Regions from separate parts of the Homo sapiens genome. Here region 2 is linked to region 1. The links are chromatin contacts, found by Hi-C or POLR2A ChIA-PET in ENCODE. All regions are on one chromosome and are shown on one strand. Each heading gives the region's core, a stretch centred on a gene start or an enhancer-like site at or near the end of the contact. The rest is flanking DNA. Distances are from core to core; before and after follow the strand shown. Region 1 overlaps KLF12 (KLF transcription factor 12). Region 2 overlaps KLF12 (KLF transcription factor 12).

What was found. Hi-C counts contacts between places; a loop is a spot of excess contacts on that map. ChIA-PET counts read pairs that join two places held with the same protein, here RNA polymerase II (POLR2A). Pooled maps may share reads with other maps.
Region 2: a map of heart right ventricle shows a loop between it and region 1 (2.5-fold over the local background). The contact joins two enhancer-like sites. A Hi-C loop is called at or near these places in 2 of 168 maps with a recorded cell type or tissue (OCI-LY7 and heart right ventricle) and 7 of 50 pooled maps. POLR2A ChIA-PET finds 5 or more read pairs at or near these places in 2 of 52 experiments (CD8-positive, alpha-beta T cell and T-cell).

The regions. Positions count from the first base shown.
Region 1 is chr13:73,764,671-73,767,921 of GRCh38, forward strand. KLF12 (KLF transcription factor 12) reads right to left here. Exons shown (of 8, transcript NM_001400136.1): 6 at 268-330. Among named protein-coding and RNA genes, the nearest start is that of LINC00393, 100 kb to the left of the region's middle. RefSeq lists enhancers at 1,321-1,821, 2,815-3,251. Within about 2 kb of position 1,546, at least 33 of the 41 ENCODE cell types and tissues checked have a DNase peak (open chromatin) inside an H3K27ac peak, as active enhancers do.
Region 2 is chr13:74,046,572-74,049,822 of GRCh38, forward strand. The region is part of intron 1 of KLF12 (KLF transcription factor 12); the gene reads right to left. Among named protein-coding and RNA genes, the nearest start is that of KLF12, 86 kb to the right of the region's middle. Within about 2 kb of position 1,445, at least 3 of the 41 ENCODE cell types and tissues checked have a DNase peak (open chromatin) inside an H3K27ac peak, as active enhancers do.

The sequences.
Region 1 (3,251 bases), core at 296-2,795:
TAAGAGTTTATAATCTTGGGAACTTAGATCATATCTGTCAAAAAAAAAAGTTACACTCAGGGTTTTTGGTGAATGAAGAGTTTGGGCTGGAAAGGAACTCTATCAATATTTATTTCGAACTGTCCAGAGGAAAGGAAGACCGCATAGTCCAGTTAGCAGGTATGTACTCTGTATAGAGAAGTAGGACTAATTCTCTTAATTTTAACATAAGCCCTATTAAAGTTTCCCGTAAGACCTACAAATACTCATATTAGACTGTATACTCACCAAGGAAACTTTTGATTATTCATTCGATTGCCCCGGACCCTTGATACTGGGGACGGATGTACCCTGTAGACAGAGAAGAATAATCCAGTCATTGAAAAAGCATATTCCCAATTGCAAATTTAAAAAAATGGCATGTTTTATAAATAATTTCTTTTAGAATTGCTTAATACAAAATCCCCAGAACTTGAACCCCTCTTAGTAAATGATGCAATTAAATTCCTACGCCTGCAAATCTGTGGTCCTTTTTTCCTTCTTAACCACTCTCAAGACAACAGGTCTGTCATAATGTTCACTCTGAAGACTCCCAGAGGCAGGACTGATGCATTCATTCAGTCCAACAAAAGTGACTGAATACCTAACCCTTGCCAGGTACAAGGGTGGGTAAAAGTTATCTAAGGTATGGTGCCTGAGTTCAGTGAGCCCTCTTTGTACCTGTTCCCATGAGGGTGGGCACAAAGAGGTGTCTAAGTGCCCTCTCCTTCACTCTACCACATTTAAAACTCTAGGAAGCAAACAACGTTATTCAAATGTGCTGTGACAGAATCTGCAGGCACAGGGAAGGAAGGAAGGGTGAACAGGTACTCCTAGGAGGAGTACATTCTGGAAGTGATGTGCTACACTGGACTTTGAAGAAAGTAAAGTCAATTCAAAATTTTAGCCAGATAAAGGAGAAGTGAAGAATATATTGCTTTCCAAGCTTCCAGGATTGGACTTATCCACTGGAAACAGCTTAAAGCTTCCGGGAACTGCTGTTATCTTCTAATCAAAGCCTAGCTAGTAAACCTCCGCCTCTTTGTGGGTCACTAACCGGCAAAACAATACGCCCTACTTCCGGCTGCCAGCTTCCTGTTATGGTCTGTCTTTAGCCAGGATTTGTGAGATCCAAGCAGTCTTAGCTTGTATTACCTTCACCCTTTATGCTTCATACATTGCTCTTATTTACAAGAAAAAAAATGGGGATATAAAACTGGTCTTAAAGTCCAGTTAGAACCAAGGTTTGTAAGAAACCCAGTTCTCTGTAGTTGTTTAATAAGTGAAAATCATTCCAAAACAGATAATGCAGTTCCAGCCCCGCCTAAGGGCCAACTGCAGTCTTTCCCTAAACCCAGAGCCAGACTGCACTTTGCACTCGGAAGGCTTATTTCTTCCAACATCCCTTATTAACATTCTTTTCCTCACAGCGCTTCTCAATGGCTGCTGCAGCTGAGCTGCTCAGCACAGATTTTCTGCTCGGCATGGGGGAGGGGGTGTTAATTATGCAGAAAGATGGAGAGAGGCCAGACAGCCCCTCTGGTGAACTGTCTCATTCAAGCACGGCCCACTTCCTGCTGTTTTGCAGCTACAAGGATCACCTGTTGGTCTCGGCGTCCAGCCAAACTGGGGCCTAGTGGAAATGACAGACTCAGCTAGAAATGAAAGCCAGTTCATAATCCAGTATCCTAAATTGGACAAAGAGGGGGAAAACGCAATAATAGTACATAAAAATTATACGAAAGGCAGCAAGCGTAATTTTTTCCTCTTTTATTCTTTTACTTTTTTACTTTCTGTCTGCTTGAAATACAATCCTTAAAATGGATATTTGAGCCAAAAAAGTTCTCCCCAGTTAAAGCCCCCTGACCTAAGAGGAAGTGCAGGAAATTCTCCTGAACTTTCCCTATACCCTCACTGGGGTATCAGAATCCTAACTATTTAAATAAAGTTTAATCAGCCCCAAATACTCACAGTTCTTTAATTTGTTCTCTATCTTTTACACATTTACTTTTTATATTGTCCCCTCCTTAACCCTAGGAGTACAAAGAAACTATTTCATCATGAAAATTCCACTGGGTGAAGTTTAATGACAGAAGTATTCTCTTATTGATGCTGTTTATTGCATATATTAGTGAAGAAAAAGAGAGTCTGTTTAATCCATAATTACAACATTGTCTAGGTATTTGTATCTTTTAGGAAAATTTCACTGATCCATAGATCAAATACTGCAAATGGAGAATTTCTATAATGGTTTAGCAGTCTCAGGAAAAGAATTCCTTAGGAAAGTCTTTGGAAAAGAAGTCCTGATTGTGTATATGAACAAATAATTACAAGGTTTCCTAAATTAAAAAGGTAAATCAACAAAGCTTTATTTCTGTCCTCAAAGGGAATAAGTACACTGATAACTTGGCACATACTTCATCTGATAAAGTAGACCATAAGCCTTGCACTTCACCAACCCCCTATATATTATTTCTTCAAAAGGATATGGCATGTTTTTTTGAGCTCAGTCTTTAACCTGTGACACTTTTTGCCATCTTCTGCCTTCTTTCCACATATAGAAGCCAGGCAGGTAGCAACGTCAAAACCTCTGTAGGAGAAACCACCACCTAATCTGCATGTCATGCATTATTCATGACCTCCTGATTCTTGCACCTGCATCTAGGCAGGAAGCTTGCAGGGAATGTTCATTATTCTTCCCTTAGCCTCACACAGGCTCGATTACTGCTAAGCCACTTTGTTCTGTAACTAAGGGGTTCAGGCCTTAGTACTAACTGCTGGATGTGGAAAGAAAAAACACCACGCTGAACAAAAGGGCAATCTTGGTTGTTGTGTAACATGTATTGAATGTGCTCTTCTGAGACTGACAGTTTGTCAGGTAGAAATGCTCACATTTGGTGATTTACATTACATAGAAAACAGGGAAGCTATACCATTAGGGCCATGTGTACCAACTGTTCTATTTATATACACTTACTCATCTGGAGCAGAGAGCATGTTTATAATTTTACCCAGTGCAGAGCTTAATTTAGCTTTCTTGCTAAGCATATGAGAACTTTTTAGATGACTTAATACAAAAACGGCTCTTTCTTCTTTGGGTATAAGCACCAAAGAACCTGACTCTCAAAACCTTGCATCTTAATGACTGCCATTTATAGTTAATCAAGAGAATACCATCACTCTGGTTTTCAATGTTTTCATAAACCTACCTGAGTGGCACCCCCTGGTGACTG
Region 2 (3,251 bases), core at 195-2,694, 280 kb after region 1:
CAACTATGTCACTGGGTGGGACCCTTGGAGAGGATACTAGAAAAAAGAGAGTTACTGTAAGAGATTACAATCAGAAGTGAATCATATAAGATTATTAGTTTCTTAACTGTAGTTGTGACAGTTTGCATAAATACACTGCAACCACTCTAAGAAGGAATGTTTCATTATAACTAACATAAATGATCATTACTTAGACAAATGTTATGATTTTTTTAACCACAGATACTTTCATTTGATATTACTACTGTGTCCTATAAAGGCAAAGAATATTTTGCATTTTCCTTACTATACCATATAAGACTTAAAATACCAAATTATATATCTTAAATTTTATTTTTTATCTCTTCACTATCATTGATTCTCCTATAAATTATTGACTTTAATATTCATTGTTTTCTTAGGAAAGAACTACTGAAAAACAGGAAAAAAATCAAGAAATTAACATATATATTGGTTTTTAAACCACAGCATTATGAAATCTAAATGGTATATAATGCAACTGGATGTATATTTATCTTCCGAGAATCCTCTCCAACCAGTCCTCCTCTATGCCAGAGAAATGCCACTTAGTCTACATGCTTGGGTAAGGATGTCCCCTCCCCTCCACATCAGCAGTGGTCATATGACCCAAGCCTAACAGCTGTGAGGATTTGCCCCTTAGTCACCTTGATTGATTTAGGAAATAGGTGACCAGGCCAAGTGTTAAATTATCAGAAAAGTGCTTGCTTTAAAAAGCCAGGCCAGGCGCGGTGGCTCACCCCTATAATCCCAGCATTTTGGGAGGCCGAGGCAGGCAGATCACGAGGTCAGGAGATGGAGAGCATCCTGGCTAACACGGCGAAACCCCGTCTCTACTAAAAATACAAAAAAAAAAAATTAGCCAGGCGTGGTGGCGGGGGCTTGTAGTCCCAGCTACTCGGGAGGCTGAGGTAGGAGAATGGAGTGAACCCGGGAGGCAGAGCTTGCAGTGAGCCGAGATCCAGCCACTGCATTCCAGCCTGGGCGACATAATGAGACTCCATCTCAAATAAAAAAAAAAAAAAACTTTATGATGGAAATTTGAGGCAACCAGCAGCTGTATTGCTGCCACATTTTGATAGCCTAAGATAAAGCAAACAGAGGCAAAAATAAATAAAGTAACCAAGAAGTGAATAGAGAGAGTACTAAGGATACTAGTCAAATTGCCACATGCAGCAGTTCTTAAACACGGCTTCACCTCTTACGTGTCCCATTCCATAAACGCTTTTTTGATTAAACAAGTTTCAGTTAGTGTATCATTTAAGATTAGGTTTGGCTGCAAGTGTCAGCAAACTTAAAAGGACAGTGGCTTAGACATTACTGAAGTTTCTATTTCTCGCATTCCAAGTGCAAAGTCAGGCAGTCAAGGGTATGGAAGCTGTGCTTCCCCAAGCCTCACAGAACTCATGTACATTCCAGCTCATAGCTCCACCATGCCCAGGGTGGGACACACCCAAATGGTTCAATATAGCACTGAGACAGACGTCCAGCTGTCACACCCACATTCCAGGCAACAGAACTGAAGAAAGAAGGACAATGTGGAGTAAAAGGAATGTACTGGGGGACTTTACAGGTGGAGCAGCTTTACAAGCTGCTCACTATACATCAGCTTACATCTCACTGGCTAGAACTTGCTGGCCACATGTAGAGGCTGGAATACGTCATCTTTATTCTAAGCAGCCACACACACAATGAAAATTCTATTGTCACGGAAGAAGAAAGGAAGGAATAGACTGGGCGACACTCAGCCTCTCTCACAGCTGGGTTTCTGTAACTTCCAATAAGACAACTATCACAAATCATATGCTACATAATTGCTGTTCTCTCAAGGACTGTTTTTTTTTTCCCAAAATGAGAACTTTTAGGCATTAAATCACTGTAGTATTTATGTTTTGGGAATCCCATACAGCAATGACACATACTTAGAGAACAGAATATTAACACCTAATTTCACATTTTAGACCATTGAGAGTAGAGCTTTATCATGTGGCCCAAAGTTGCTAACATAAGAATGTGAATTTAATAAGGAATTAAATTCTGGAATAGATAAGGAAATAAGTCAAGAAACCCAACAAAGCCCTGGTAAAACATAAATAACTGACAGAAAGGGAAACTTAAATGGCCAACTAGAATATGACTTCTGAGTAAAGAAAACAGACTGATTATGAACCTTGACTTGCACTCTCTCCCCAATTCAAATAAAGTAAGATGGAATAGATTTTTCTTTAGATACAGAATGTGAGATAAGTCAATAAGCACAAGATTTCTGAAAAGGTTAAAAAGTAAGTGGAAGAAATGATTTGGCAGACCCTGGAAAGCCGAATGAGGGAGGCCGGCCAATTGTGAAGAAAAATAACAAGCAACCTGACACAGCCAACAAAACCTCCCAGAATCTGGGACACTCTCAGCTCCCTACGACCAGAAATGGCGGTAAAAGTCTAGCTAAAATGAGGAAGACTGATTGACAGTCCACTTGAGAATTAGTTAGATTTCCACATATCCTCGTGAACACAGCTGGAGGACTGTCCTTCTCAGCCCCAGAAGTCTAGCAGTTTATTGCTAGTGCAGAGTCAAACAAAGGGCCTCCACTGAGAGACTCCATAGACATCTTGTACAAGAGAAAATCATACCAAGAACAGAGTGAGGGAACAAAGAGTGATAAGATGTCCAGTTTCTTCTCATTCAAATTGCAAACTGCTGGCAGCCTGGTCTACAATGGTAGGCAGAAGCTTGAAAGGTTTTTCTATGGAAGACCTAATTAGCCCTAGACTCAAGCCTAAAGACAGTTCCTGCCATCAAGGGTGCAACACATAATAGCCCAGCCAGGTGACTCTGCTGAGAAGAGCACAGACTAGCTCAGAGCTTTCAGGAAGCTGCTTAGTGCCCCACACAGAGATTACAGACATTATTAATGCACTCACCAAATAAGAGGACGTCATTAAAAAAGTGTTATTCTCAGAACAACAAGAAAATGTTCTTAGAAATTAAAAATATGATAGTAAAAATTAAAGAATAAATAAGAAGACAAAAAGACAATGATGATGTGGTCTTTCAGAAAGCAGAACAAGACTGAAAACAGGAGCAAAATAATAATAAAATTGGAATTCCAGCGTGGGATAATCCAACATTTGAGAATGAGAGCTAAAGAGAGAAGAGAGAAAATGGAGATAAGAACAGCATCAACCAAATAGGGGATCCCTTGCTCTTCAAATTCTCATTCTCCGAACTCAGGA